2 separate regions of the Mus musculus genome follow, and region 2 is linked to region 1. Evidence: chromatin loops called from intact Hi-C (ENCODE). Cell type or tissue: left cerebral cortex. All regions are shown on one strand.

Region 1 (8,000 bases):
ACTCTAACACAGAAATTATTATCAAGAATGGGGAACTGATATAACAAAAAAAAACTTTAAAATTTTTTAAATGGTTTATCATGAAACATTAACAATGAGATATTAAAAAGAAAGCAGCTAGTCCTTTTTATGCTGCCATCAATATGTGATGCGACCAGAACCTAAGTAGTGACTTAGAAAGCCAACACTAACCTCAGAACTTTAGAGAGATACCTAGAAGTCAGAAGTTACTTTATGTTGCCTGCTCTCCTCAGTTTTCCCAATAAGAGAGAAAAGAATCCCATTCTTTTAGCAACTCTCTGCATCTGTATTATATGCAAAATACTAAACAATGACATAATTCTTCAATCTGTGGGATATACTTAGTGCACATATTCTTCGGGGTGTGAAGAAGTAAAGCTGAGAGGAGTGTACACATAAAATGGGCACAAGGACAATGCTTTAGAAGCTGCAAATATGAAAGAATTTACCCTGTGGGTAGGTTTGCTTATCTTTAAGAAATAGATTCAGGCTGGGCAGGGGTGGCACACGCCTTTAATCCCAGCACTTGGGAGGCAGAGGCAGGTGGATTTTTGAGTTCGAGGCCAGCCTGGTCTACAAAATGAGTTCCAGGATAGCCAGGGCTACACAGAGAAACCCTGTCTCAAAAAAACCAAAGAAGAGGGGGAGGGGGAGGGGGAGGGGGAGGGGGAGGGGGAGGGGGAGGGGGAGGAGGAGGAGGAGGAGGAGGAGGAGGAGGAGGAGGAGAAGAAGAAGAAGAAGAAATAATAATAATAATAATAATAATAATAATAATAATAATAGATTCAGAACCAGTTCTAATCAACAATGTTAGCAATCAAGGCTAGCTCTGTGTGTCCTCTTTCCCAGGCCAATGGCTCTATCCAGGATCCTAACATGGACTTGCTAAAGAAAATGAAGGACTGCTAAACGTGGGTTTTATTCCTGATTAGATTTTTCTGGTTTGACTTTTTATTTTTAATCAATAAAAAGAAATTTTCTAACTGCTTCCTAGAAAGCAAAACCTCCAATCACAAACCATAACAATAGGTTCCCCTAAATGTTTCTATCTTACACTCTTCCTGTGTAGAGTGAGTTAGATCTTACTATCTGCCCCACTCAAGGCAGGATGCCACACACTCTGTGACCAGTATTCTTCTCCTAGTCCTACTCTTCAAAAATTGTCAGTTTGGCAGTAAGAAGTGAAACATGCCATGGTAGTTGGGATGATATCAACTAAAGATTAAACCTGTGATCTCATTCAGAGCACAACTGGATAAATGACTGTGAAGATCAGTGATAACTTATGAAATATTCCAGCCAGCATTTGTATAATGGATAAACCAGACACTAGCTCATTTAATTGGCCACTTTTTACTTTTCATAGGGTTTTAAATGTTCAGTTACATGCAGTCCAATTTGTAAAAGACAGAACTAACAATTTTCATGTCTGAAACTGAAGAAACAGAAAGGAGAATTTTCATATCTGAAACTGGGGGCGGGGGGGAGAACATGAACAATGTCTCAGCCTGTAAAGCCCTGCTAAACAAGAATTAAAACTTGAAGTCAGATCTCAAGAATCCACATCAAAAGCCTATAATCCCATCATTTGGGAAGCAGAAATAAGAAGATCCCTGGAGCTCATAGCCAATTGGTTGTCTGATTTAAACTGACCCTGTCTCAAAAATCAATGTGTGGGTGTGCCAGGTTAGTGATGCATGTCTTTAAGCCAGTCTGCTCTACAAACTGAGTTCCAGGACAACAAGAGCTACATAGTGAAACTCTATCTCAAAAAGACAAGATAAAAAACCAGGGACCAAGTATGGTGGCACACATACTTTAATCAAAGCACTTAGGAAGCAAAGGCACATGATCTCTTTGAGCTGAAGGCCGGCTTGGTCTGCATTAGGAGTTCCAAGACAGCCAGAGCTACACAGTGAAAATCAGCAAGCAAACAAGTAAACCAATGTAGCCATCAACAGAGTAAACCACTGGACATCAACCCCCTGTGTATATCAATCATTACCTCCTATGGACACAGTTGTTGCCCATGGATGGATACAGTCACCTCCTACAACGGTTAGTTTTAATTATCAATTTGATACAACCTATAATCATCTGGAAAAAGTCTTGATGAGGAATTATCTAGACCAGGTTGGCCTGTGGCCTTATAGGTAGGGGATTATCTTATTTAACTGTCCATTGTATTAAGTACCATTCCCTAGAGAGAAGAAAAATAGCTGAGGTGCTAGAGAGATGGTTCGGTGGTTAAGAGCATACCGCATCAAAACATGGCAACTCGCAACCACCTATAACTCCCATGCTGGGGCCTAGCAAACACAGAAGTGGATGCTCACAGTCAGCTATTGGATGGATCACAGGGCCCCCAATGGAGGAGCTAGAGAAAGTACCCAAGGAGCTAAAGTGAACTGCAACTCTATAGGTGGAACAACAATATGAACTAACCAGTTCCCCGGAGCTCTTGACTCTAGCTGCATATGTATCAAAAGATGGCCTAGTCGGCCATCACTGGAAAGAGAGGCTCATTGGACTTGCAAACTTTATATGCCCCAGTACAGGGGAACGCCAGGGCCAAAAAGAGGGAGTGGGTGGGTAGGGGAGTGGGGGGGTGGGTATGGGGGACTTTTGGGATAGCATTGGAAATGTAAATGAGGAAAATACCTAATAAAAAATTAAAAAAATATATAACTCCCATTCCAGGGAGTTTTTTCGACTTTTGAGGACACGGGGCATGTATGTGCTACATAGACTTACATGCAGACAAACTATGCATTCACATAAAATAAAAATAAATGATCTTTAAATACAAGTAAGCCAAATCATTAATGAAAAATATATTTCTAAAAAAATAAGAAAGCTGTGAGCAAGCAAACAAGGATACACTCTTTCTTTGCTCCTGATTGTGGATACAATGTCTACACAAAGCTCATGCTCTAGCCTTGACTATCCTAAAACAACAGACAGTAAGTTGGAATTGTGAGTCAAATAAATCCTCTTCTTCCCTACGTTGTCCTTAGTCGGGGTATTATCCCAACAACAGAAATGAAGCCAGACACTTCCCAACTTTAAACCCAGCCTAAATAAAAATACTCAGTTCCACTTAGTCACAAAATTCTCTATAGCCAAAAGGGGAGGAGGGAGCGCCTAATTAATTTTCTAGCCACTAGGTGGCACATGTGCCATGTAACTAGACTACAGTAGAACCTAATTCCCAATAAGGAAGCTTCTAAAAGAACTTAAGTATCTATACTTCATGAAATATCACTGGTTATATGGCATTTAGGAGATACAAAGAAAATTAAATCTGACCTCTAACTTCATGTACTTATACATCATTTCAACCCTTTAACACCACCACAACTCTTGATGAACCCTAAAGAATTAGGTTTAAGACAAGAGAAAGTTTAAGTCAACAATGGCTTAAAAATCTAATCATCCACAACAGACAGACATCTTTAACTCAGCCATGGACCATAGGACCATGACAAGTTAATGAACTTTGGTTTGTTTTCAAAATCAAATAGATAATGCCTCCTAAAATAAAGCTATCCTTCAGATCAAAAAATATAATGCATGAATCCAAGTGTAAACATGAAGTTGTTATTAAGTATGAGTACACAGTTGCTATTCTGGCTGTACACATTCACGCAGTATGGTCTATATAGTCTTGCTCATCTCACCTACAGCTTATCTTCCTCATGTATACTAAACAGCTACTCAATGAATTGTACCTGTGGCTCTTGATGTACGACCACAAATTATCTAAAAATAGTTTAGGGTGTAACAGAAAGAACACTCCTGACTTCTTTGTGCTAAGAAGTTAACACTTCATTTCTTTTTAAAAAATAATTTAATTTTTATGTTTATGAATACACTGTAGCTGTCTTCAGACACACAGAAGAGGCATCAGATCTCATTAAAGATGGTTGTGAGCCACCATGCAGTTGCTAAGAATTGAACTCAGGACCTCCAGAAGAGCAGCCAGTGCTTTCAACCACTGTGAGCCATCTCTTTAGCTCCATATTTCATTTCTTTATACCAACTATTTATAACAAGATTATAACTACATACAATATACTGTATACAAATAAAGTAGATACCTAGTCTTCATAAATCTCTCTCAGGGGGCTGGAGAGATGGCTCAGCGGTTAAGAGCATTTACTGCTCTTCTGAAGATCCTGAGTTCAAATCCCAGCAACCACATGGTGGCCCACAACCATCCATAGTGAGATATGGTGCCCTCTTCTGGGTTGTCTGAAGACAGCTACAGTGTACTTACATATAATTAATAAATAAATCTTTAAAATCAATCAATCAATCAATCAATCTCTTTCAGAAAGAGAAAATGGTAGCAGGAACAGTAACTGACATGACAGAAGTATGCTTATTTAAGCTGGGAATGTAGCTTGGTTAATATAGTATTTGCCTAGCATACAGAAAGCATTGTATTTAATCCTTAGCACCATACTAAACCAGCCATGCTTATTGCCCCAGCACTCAGGAGGGAGAGTGAATTTGAGCCTAGCCTACGGCCCTATCTTTTAAAAGAAAAAAAGGAAAAACCATGGGGGTGGGGGGAGTGTGCTGGGGGGAGGGGGTCATGCATGGAGACTGGAGAGATTGGTCAGAGGTTAAAGCAAAAGCTTCCAACCACCTGTCACTCCAACTCTGGGAGATCCAGTGCCTCTGTCATCTGATGGCAAATACACTCATGTCCACATACTCAAACACAGATAACACAAACACATATAATAATTAAAAATAAAATAATCATAATGGGCAATAATAGCATATGCCTTTAATCCCAGTATTCTAGAGGCAGAGGCAGGTGGATCTCTATCAGTTTGAGGCCAGTATGGCCTATGTAGTGAATTCCAGGACAGCCAACACTACATAAAGGAAACACTGTTTAAAAAAAAATTTAAATAAGATAAATTTTAGTATGTGCATAGTATAATGAGGTTAAAGGAAGAAGTAGATAGTGTGCTTAATAAGAGCAGAAGCCCAATGATATGAAAATTGACTAGCAGATCTCTGACTCCCCACTTTTAAAAAAAGGAGCAGTCTCTGCCAGAGGATATTCATTTTAAAAATAAGGATCAAGAGGCTCAGTCAGCAATGTGATCATCATGCCAGCATGGATTCAGATGGCGAGTACCCACAAAAAAAAGCTAGGGGTTCACCATCTGTACATCCAGAACCAGGAGGGAAGTGACAAGTAGACTCCTAGAGAGAATAGACACTCAACACAGAAAAATGACTGTCTTCAGCTGCACTAAAACTAATTAATTGTTAAGGAATTCCTTAAAAAGTGAAATGAAGAGCAGCTGAAGAAGATAACTGGCACTGACTTTAGATTTCCACGTGTACTTTACTGTGCAAGAGCACACACTAACCCCACATATATATGTACACACCCTTATAAACACATATCTTCCCATATGACAAAGAATCAAGTCTCAAAGTTGAGCTTCAAAGCCTGGGTTTGTTTGTACACTTTTTCACTGCAGGCACCCTCTAACACGAATTTTGTTAACAAGATTATTGGGACTGCTTTCTGAGGAATCATTTTTGTACTATAAAAACTAAAATAAATACTGAAAATACAAGTTTTACTCTCATTCTTTAAGTACTATCAAATAAGAGAAAACACCTAAGTTAAAGGAAATAAAACACTTTTACTTCAACCAGTTACAAAATAATTTCCTTAAAAAGCAAAAAAATTCTTACGCCAGGTGTGGTGGTACATACCCATAAACTAAGGAAGTCAACGCTAGATTGGACTATATAACAAGTCTGGGCCTTCCTGGCTTAAACCATAAAACCTGAATGAAGTCTACAAATGTATTCAACAAATTCACAGACATTAGAGCATATTTGACTATAAATGCCTCTTATAAAATACATCAGAGTTCAAGCATGCCCTCCCTCACCACACTATACAGTACATTACTGGAAAGCATCCTACTTTGTAATGAATTTTAAAGACTGACTTAATCAGAGGTCCTAGATTCTGGGTAGAAAAGAACATATCTTTATTTTTAATAACCTCCAAATATTGAAATTAAAAAAAAAAAGAAGAATACGAGCTGTGAGAAAGAAAATATAAACTGAGAAGACTGTTGCCACTGTCTAGCCTAATTTGCAGAATTGTAAAAACTTCTTGAGCGGGGCAGTGGTGGCGCACTTAATCCCAGCACTTGGGAGGCAGAGGCAGGTGGATTTCTGAGTTCGAGGCCAGCCTGATCTACAGAGTGAGTTCCAGGACAGCCAGGGCTACACAGAGAAACCCTGTCTCAAAAAACAACAACAACAACAACAACAAAAAATCTTTAGAACACTCAGCAATTTAGGACTACATAAAGGGACAGTATCTCAAATGCAAAATGTGTAAGTAAATGTTTTTAAAACTCTTGATTAATCTACAGTTAGAGGTTTGCTCATTGCATTATGTATTTGCATGTGTGTATTTCACAAGTGAAATAATTGTCAACACTGATACAAAAGCAGGAAAGAACTTTACCACAATAGAAGGTTTAAGCTGAACTTGGAAGGGATTAGGAAGATGACTCAGTGGACAAAGTGTTTATTAGGCAAACATGAGGACTGGAATTTGGATCCACAGGTCCTATTTAGCATTCAGGTAGTCATGGCCATCATATATGCAAACAAGCACACTTATAGGTGTGCATGATTACACATGTGTGCACACACAGACACATGCACACAGTTTTGTATTAATACACAGTCTATAGGAAAACCAGCAATGGGGGCTATATGACATGCTAAGAGAAAATAAAATGTTCAATTAAAAGAGCTAGCTGTAAAAGATGGCAAAGCATGCAATACTGCTAATTGGGAGGCTGAGAGAAGAGAGATCTTGCCTCCCAAAGTGGAGAAAAATAAACAAACAAACAAAACCATAAAAGGCAAAGGACAGCATCATCAGTTACAGCCAGAATTGCTATGGGTCTAGAAAGATAGCTGAGTAAGGTTAAGAGACTTAAGAATCTTTGCATACGACTAAAGTTCAGCTACCAGCACCAATGTTGGGTGACTCACAACCACCAACATAACACCAGCTCAAAAGAGGGATCTGATGTCTCTGGTGTCTTGTGTACATACTGACACAGACACACATACACATAATTAAAAATAAAATTAATCACTTCTCGGCCTTTTGTCTAAGATTAAGTGTAAAAATAAAATTAATTATTGAAAGACGAATCACTTTCATCATATTTAATATAAATGTACTAGTTGTCAAATGGATTAAGAACATGAGCCAACTATATAGTGCTAAGAACAAACCTACTTTGAAAAAACACATGTAAATTAATAGTAAATAAGTGAAGAACTATATCCTATACCCACAGTATACTGCTGATGAGAAGGCAAAATGGTACAGACACTTGACACTACATGGGGTATTTACAAAACTAAACAATTCCAATCATATAATCCAACAATTATGCTACTTAATATTTATCCAAATTGGTTTAAAATATGGCCACACCAAAAACCAAAATTCTAAAACAAAATATGTTGTCTGTAGGTCTATGTGGTAAACCTTTGAAATTATCAATAGGTGGATGATTTAACAGTGAAAGATTATTTAGTGACAGAACAGTCATCGAGACATGCACTGTACATAACAATTTCAAGCCAAAGAAAGCTAAAGCAAAAAGACTGCCTTGAGTTTGAGGCCAGTGTCAGGTATGTAATAAGTCCCAGGCCAGCCTGGGCTATGGAATAAACCATTCCCACAGAAAACATGGGGGGGGGGGCAGGGATGGAGAGGGAAAGGGAGGAAGAGAGAGTGAGACCATAACATATCATAATATATGATAGCCATGTTAGATGCTCAGTGCCTTATTTACCAGCATGCACAACAGGTGGCTCACAGTCACCTGTATATAACTCTAGCTTCAGATAATCTAACCCATTCTTCTAGCCTCTGAAGGTACTCATACACATGG
Region 2 (8,000 bases), 180 kb after region 1:
GCTGTGATAGACTATGGGGACTTTTGAAGTTGGACTAAATGCATTTTGTATAATGGTATGGCTAGGTATGCCCTCCCTGCAAATAGACTCATATGTTTGAACAAGCCTATGGGTGTCAGGGAGTAGAATGTAGTGGTTTGAATAGGTCTGGCCCCCATAGATTCTTGTTTCAATGGTTGTCCATAGAAAGTGGCACTATTAGGAGATGTGGCCTTATTGGAGTAGCTGTGGCCTTGTGATGTGATGCCAGCACTTGGGAGGATCCCAGAAGATCATGTGTGTCACTCTGGGTGTGGGCTTTGAGATGACCCATGCTGAAGCTCTGCCCAGTGTGGAATCAGAGCCTCTTCCTGGCCTAACTATGAAGGACAATCCTCTTCTGCTACCTGCAGATGAAGATACCTAACTCTCAGGTCCTCCAGCGCTATTGTCTGTCTGGATGCTGCCATGTTTCTCACCATGATGATAATGGACTGAACCTCTGAAACTGTAAGCCAGCCCCAAATAAATGTTTGCCTTTATAAGAGTTGTCTGGGGCTGGTGAGATGGCTCAGTGGGTAAGAGCACCTGACTGCTCTTCTGAAGGTCAGGAGTTCAAATCCCAGCAACCACATGGTGGCTCACAACCATCAGTAACGAGATCTGACTCCCTCTTCTGGAGTGTCTGAGGACAGCTACAGTGTACTTACACATAATAAATAAATAAATCTTAAAAAAAAAAAAAGAGTTGTCTGGGTCATGGTGTTTCTTCACAGCAATAAAATGAAGACACACATGCACAAAAATAAAAATAAAACAAATCTTAAAAAAGTACTGAGTGTGGCAGTGCACATGGTAACCCCAACGTTATAAGACACACACAGGTGCATTCTGGGGAATTCATAGTCAAAAAGCACAGTGCCAAGGATGAGGTAGAGGCTCAGTGAGAGACCCTGCCTCAGAGCCTAAGGTGGAGGGCCAGCCAAGGACGCAGTGCATAAAAGCTCCGGTTGCCAAGCCTGAGTTTATTACTGGGAATGAAAGGACCACCAAATTGTTGTTTGGCTTCCACACACATGCTTGCTTGAGTGTTTATACATGTCCATTCACATAGGCAAAATGAATAAAGTGTAATTTTTTTCTTTTGGTTTTTGGAGACAGGGTTTTAATTTTAACTTTTTCAAAACCTATTTTTAATTATGGTCTTTAAACCTCCCTTCTAGCCCACCAGCTACCAGCAGTAGTGGAAAAGAAAGGATACAGGGGAAGTGGAAAGGTTCTTTGGAGCAAATCCCTCTGTGTTGTCTGGAGATCGGCAGTTCAGTTCACAGGTTCGCAGTGACAGCTCGATCCACCCGCAAACACTTCACGGATACACCAGTAGTCCAGTTTGGTAGAGTCAGGACAGTCTGCAGTGGTGACACAGCCTAGCAGGAACAGCTGGGCCTCAGCCTCGGCACAAGTCAGCAGGAGGGACCAACAGGAACACCAGGAGTTCTTGAAGAATCGAAGATCAGTGAAGACGAGAAACCAAACCGAGAAACATAACAGTTACCTCTCTAGGCAAGCCCAGCCCCAGCCTTCGTCCGTGGAGTCCTTTTTGTACTCCTTCCAAACATCATGTGTCTTCCTCAGCACGTGTGCCTGTCTCAGCACGTGTGCCTGTCTCAGCAGAGCAAGAAGCCGCAAGAACCTCTAGAGAAGTTTTTAGGTGTATTTCTCTCGGTGGAGTCCCGACAAATGGAACTCAACAGTGAAATGTCAACATGTGTGTTGTTAGTGAAGGATCCTTCATCACGTGTCCTTTCATATGTTTGTTTTAGCAGAACATTCTTTTTTTTTTTTTTTTTTTTTTTTTGGTTTTTCCAGACAGGGTTTCTCTGTGTAGCCCTGGCTGTCCTGGAACTCACTCTGTAGACCAGGCTGGCCTCAAACTCAGAAATCCGCCTGCCTCTGCCTCCCGAGTGCTGGGTTAGCAGAATATTCTTATACCTGTGTCTGCTTCAGCAAAACGTCATCCAACACAACTGGGCCTTAACTTCTGGGCTCAAATGTTCCTCCTTTCTTCATGTCTTGCCAAGCTGGGACTCCCTGACCCAGCATTGGTAACTTGTTGTTAGATACTACATATTTATCTTCTCTTTTTAAAAAATTGTTTATTAGATTTATTTATTTTATGAATGTGAGTATGCTGTCTTCAGACACACCAGAAAAAGGCATCAGATCCCATTATGGATGGTTGTGAGCCACCATGTGGTTGCTGGGATTTGAACTCAGGACCTCTGGAAGAGCAGCCAGTGCTCTTAACCGCTGAGCCATCGCTCCAGCCCTAATATTTATCTTCTTGTGCTGAATATTCCTACATTACAAATAAAAATCCAGGGCTGAAGCTGTAGCTCTGTGGTAGAGTTCTTGCCTAGTATCCATGACAACCTAGGTTTGATTCCTAGTACTGTAACAAAACAAAACGATAACAACAAAACAACAACAACAACAATAACAAAGCTGCAGTTCAATCCCTGGGGCACACACAATGGAAAGAGAGAATCAAGTCCCAAAAGCTGTCTGCCTTCCATATATGTGCTGTGATGTACGTATGTCCCATGCACACACACATGTGTGTGTATATACATACACACTCTCACAAATAAACACATAAACAAACAAACATAATAATAAAACTAAGCAAACAACAAAAAGGAACTATTAAAAACATGCGACTCAGAGCCGGAGGGATGGCTCATCACATTCGTTGCTCTCACAGAGGACTTCAGTTCTTAGCATCCACTTGGCAACTCACAACTGTCTGGAACTCCAGTCCCAGAGGAACTACCGCCTTCTTCTGGCCTCTGCTGGCACTGCATTTGCATAGTACACAGGCAACCCCCATGTACATAACATACAAATAAGTAGATAAACATCTCTAACACCAATAGCACAAACCCGAACCGGGGCTCTTTCCAGGTGCTTCTCATCCTGGTGCTCAGAGCTTACAGTAAGTGTTTTTGATCTTTTCTCTCTCCACTTCCCTGGGTCTCCAGTCTGTGACACAGCTGAGTTACTAGGGAACAGTTTGGTCCTTTGGAGTCTCCTCAGGCAGGATATGGCTGCCCTTCCTCCACACCTGAGGCAGTTCGTCTCTGTGGTGGGTTTGTCGGTGCCATCAGCTAGAGAGAAAAATACCACAATATTGAGATAACACATAGGTGATCTGGTAGGGCCCCCAGGAAAGGCAAGTAGAGGGAGGGGGGGGGGTCATTCGAGGGTAGGAGCTCACAGACACCCAGGGCAACCTAGTGTGATTCCTTTTCATGACCCCACAGCACAGCAACAGCAGGTCTAGGAGATGGCTCAGTCAATAGAGTGCTTGCCATGTCTGATGATTAGTGCTCAATGTCAACTTGACACACACAGAGCCACCCGGAAAGACGTCTTGCTAAGGAGTCAGGTTGGCTTGGGGGAATGTCTGTGGAGATTGTCAGGTGAATGTGGATGGCGCCATTTCCTATGCTCAATCCAAACTACCCAGTAGGCAGTCGAGTGCAGGCTCTCTCTCTCTCTCTCTCTCTCTCTCCCTCTCCCTCTCCCTCTCCCTCTCCCTCTCCCTCTCCCTCTCCCTCTCCCTCTCCCTCTCCCTCTCCCTCTCCCTCTCCCTCTCTCCCTCTCTCTCTCCCCCTCTGTTAAGCCACAGTCCCACTATATATTTTTGGCTAGCTTGGAACTCTCTACATAGGCCAGGTTGGCCTGGAACTCACAGCAATCCACCTGCCTCTGCATCCTGAGTGTTGGGTGGTCCACCAGACTTGGCCTCCCTTTTCTAGGAAGGGTGATTGGAGGCTGATTTGGAGCATCTCATCACCTGCAGCTGATTCTAGGCGTCACTGATACACAGAGACACTCAGTGGGAAAGCTTGGGTTTGAACCAGATCATTTTCCCTCTTCCCATGAGAGCATAGAAGAGAAGGCAGGTCCTCACTATTAGCATCTTAGTGACAGATACTAAATCCAGATGCCCATAGCTTCTGAGAGCTCGTGGCAGTGTTCAGGTAGGCAAATATTTAAGAACATCTAGACTTAGGGCTGTTAAAAGGAATATTAACATTGAAATAGAACTATAAACTGAATTTTAAAAACAAAGAGAAAAATGTAGACAAAAATCACTCTAAGGGATCACTATTTAATTTCAGAAATGTTCTTATATTTTATAACTTGGTATTTTGCATACCTACACGCAAGCATACTCATGTGTATATATGCCATTCTCTCTCTCTCTTAGATTTGGCATCTAAGGCTATGAAAAAATAACATTTATATACAGGGCTCAGAGCTCCAGTTCTACATTGGAAGTTAAAAAAAAATCACACTCTGACAGCATGCTCTGTCTTTGGCACTCTGGTAAGAAAACCAAGGCTGCCTGCCAAGGCTATGGAACCCCATGAAAATGGCTTCATCTAGCCAGTTTGGATGTCTGAGGGGCTTGGCTGCCAGGATGCAAGGTGTGTGGGCTGTGGCAACAGAAGGAGCCCACCATGCTCTTCCTCAACTGCTGCATGTGGCCTCTGTTAGAGAAACTTAAAAAAAATGGTTGGTTGAGTCAAAATCTTATGTAGCCCAGGCTGACTTCCAGTTTACTCCATGGCCAAGAACGACCTATTGCCTCAACATCTTGAGTGCTGGGATTGTAGACATGCCCAGTTTATGCCCTGCTGGAGATGAAACCCATGTCCTCTTGCAAGCTAGTGGCATCAGAATATTGGGGTATCTTTGAGAGTGAAGCCTTCCTTGAGGAGCCAGGGTCCTGGAATATTACTAGCCACCAAAGCTTCTGTGAACCAGACCTGGGCTTTAGGGTCCTCTCTCACTCCAGAAGAATGACAATTACAGCCCATGGATGGTGAGATTTGTTTGTTTGTCGAAATTTTTATTATAGATTCTTAGGTAGGAGTTTAAAAGAGAGAGACAGGGCTACAAAGATAGCTCAGAGGCTAAGAGCATTGGCTGCTCTTAAATAAAGAGGACTCAAGTTTGTTTCCCAGCACTCACATGGAAGCCCACAACCATCTATGACTCTAGTCCCAAGGGGTCTAATCCTGCTTCTGGACTTTGCAGGCATCAGACATGAATATAGCACACGTCCATATATGCAGGCAAAACATTCATCCTCATATCGTAAAATTTGAAAGAAAAAGAGGGAGAGAGAGTCATGCTATGTAAGTGAGAGATAGAGGTCAAACGACCACATGGCAAGGAGGGGAGTTTGTGAGAAAGATCAGGAAAGCCCAGGGAGGCAGAGAAACACACTCTGGTCAGCGTTTGAAAGACAAAGCAGAAGAAAAGCAAAAGCATAAGAATTCAAAAAAGTGGGAGGACCCAACAGAACCCCAGGCAGCTCACAGAGACTGCATCAGGGGCAGGAGGAATTCTGGGAAGGAAAAGTACATCATCTCATTAAAGGGATAATGATCCTGCTTTCCTGCTTAACACACTTCAGGTGAACCTACCTTCGCAGAGTGGTCTCTTAGCTAGGACCTGCTTTACTGGAATGCAGGTCTCTATTCAGGACACAGAGTTGACTCTCTTAACCAGAAGGAAACAGTTTCTTAATGGCTTATAGTGTTACTATGATACTAAGTAAGTATTATACCAACTGACCTACATCCCCACACTGCTTTTGTTGTTTTTGCTATAGAGTTTCACATAGCACAGACTGGCCACTAACTCACCATGCTTCTGAAGACAGACTTCCAACTCCGGATCCTCCTGCCTCGCCTCTCAAGTGTTGGGATTACAGTTGTGCTCTGCCACTTGGGGCTCTAATCAGAGCTTACTTTGTTATTTATTTTTGAGACAGGGTTTCACTGTCTGGGATTAAAGGTGCAGACTACCATAGGCATTGTGCTTCTTTGTTTGTTCATTTATCCTTGCAGGACGAAGGTGGAGGCCATTTTTGTGGAGTCTCTTCTCTCCTTCTACCTTCATGTGTGTTCCTGGGACTGACTGGGTCACCAGGCTTGTGCTGCAAGCAGTTTTCCTGGCTGAACCGTCTCACTGCCTTACTGGAACTTTAGCAAAGCAAACCCTCTCTTTCCTTTCTTTTAACCATGGCGTCATGTCCTCACTGAAATTTCCTGTTTTACAGTTTTACTGCTGGATGCTAAAGGAACATGTATCTATGTAGATTTTCAATCATGTCAGTTGCACTGATATGTAGGCACCAGGCTATCCTAGCAGGTGGGCCTCTGGGAGGTTTACTTTGCTGTCCAGGGTGCTGACACTAAGCTGCAGGAGAGCAGTGACTCATGGGCTAGAGATGAAGCTCAGAAGTAGAGTCCTTTCCTAGAATGCTTAAGTCCCTGGGTTCAATCCCCAGCACCCTATAATCCTGACATGGTGGCCCATACCTCTAATCCCAGCTCTCAGGACTAGAGGCAGGAGGATCAGGAGTTCCAGGACATAATGCTTGCTGTACGTCAAAGAGCCCCTTAAGCAGGAGGCAGGCACCTCTCGGCCTGAGGCCTTTCCCTGGTACAAACACCACACTTTGTATACATACTTGTTTGCTCTCTCTCTCTCTCTCTCTCTCTCTCTCTCTCTCTCTCTCTCCCTCTCTCTCTCTCTCTCTCTGTGTGTGTGTGTGTGTGTGTGTGTGTGTCCTCTTTGTTCCTGAGAGAGGGTCTCACTATGTACATCTAACTCTACTGGAACTCATTATGTAGAGCAGGCTGGCCTTGAACTCAGAGCTCCTCCTGCCCGTCTCCTGAGTTCTAGGATTAAAGGCATGTGCTGCCACACTTGCTTGCTGTGGTTTTTCATGTCACTCTCCTGTGACATACCATGGTAGAAATCCTCAGTTTCAACCTTCCACTCCAGGAAGCCCTTCCGATTCGCTCTCAGTGGTACTACAGCAGCTATGCCTTCAGGACCAGAGAGCTTGTGAAGCTGGGGGCTTGGGTGGCTCAGGACTGGTCTTTGTCAGTCCTCAGGTGCTTATTACAAGGACTCAAGCTGGCCTGTTCCTGCTCCAAGACTGTACTGCCCCCTCCCACCCCCCACCTCCCAACTGTGACCTTCTGTGTAGCTCAGGGTTCACAGTCCATCTCTCTGGAGCTAAATTCCTTATAGAATTATGGTGCAGGTTTCTCCAGATCAGCTAGCCACTGCCCCTCCTGGTAGAAATTCGAACAGCCACTCAACTATCTGAAAAGAAGTGACGCTGGAGGTTGATACAATAAATTGTGAATTTTAGGCAAGTGTGGGCTACCTGATGAGACCTCATCATAACCCTTCTTCAACTCATAAAGGGAGAAAGTGGCTGATCCTTTCAGGATCAACTGCTAAATGTCACCCCTAGTCAGTGTTGTCACCTGCTGCTGTTGATACTTTAGCTAGCAGACAGTAGCATCAAGCTCCTAATGACCTCGGACAAGGCCCTTGGTTACCTGCACACTAGGCACCTGGCTTCATGTGAAAAAAATTAATTCCAATAATAATGAGAATACAAAGATTAACTTTTAATATATATTTTTAAAGATTTTGAGCCAGGAGTGGTCCCTGCACACCTTTAATTCAAGTGTTTTGGAAATAGAGACAGATGGATTACTGTGAGTTTGAGGACAGCATGGTCTACATAGTGTGCCTCAGAAACAAAGCTTTAGTTTTATTTATGCATATGTGTGAATACTTGCAGGTATGTTTGTGCCTGGTGCCTGAAGAACTGTAGTTACAGAGAGTCACATCCTGCTATGACATGGGTGGTGGAAATTGAATTGTAGCTCTCTGCAACTCTCTCTCTCTCTCTCTCTCTCATGCACGCACACACACACACACACACACACACACACACACACACACACACACTCCCCTTTTGAGACAAGGTGTCACCATGTAGCCTAGGCAGGCTTTGAACATGAAACCCTCTTGCATTTTTTTCAAAGTGTTATGAGGAGTCCTTTCATGTTCAGTATAGATACACTGTTCCAGTGTTTTTTTAAAAAAAGTTTTTGTATGTCCCTGTAGAGAGA

The links. Hi-C counts contacts between places; a loop is a spot of excess contacts. Peaks named below come from ENCODE experiments on the same cell type or tissue, not always from the same donor. Only the 100,000 strongest peaks of a DNase experiment are listed, where the experiment ranks them.
Region 2: a loop joins it to region 1, with 2.4 times the contacts of the local background. A loop is called at or near these places in 14 of 42 quality-filtered maps.

What each region holds. Positions count from the first base shown.
Region 1 is chr5:25,417,611-25,425,610 of GRCm38, forward strand. All of the region lies in intron 2 of Kmt2c (lysine (K)-specific methyltransferase 2C), which reads right to left. Among named protein-coding and RNA genes, the nearest start is that of Kmt2c, 77 kb to the right of the region's middle. In left cerebral cortex, CTCF peaks have their summits at 3,185 (motif pointing right) and 4,243 (motif pointing left); DNase peaks (open chromatin) are centred at 3,169 and 5,188.
Region 2 is chr5:25,595,178-25,603,177 of GRCm38, forward strand. No RefSeq gene overlaps it. Among named protein-coding and RNA genes, the nearest start is that of Gm42235, 15 kb to the right of the region's middle. In left cerebral cortex, a CTCF peak has its summit at 7,155; DNase peaks (open chromatin) are centred at 4,399 and 7,151.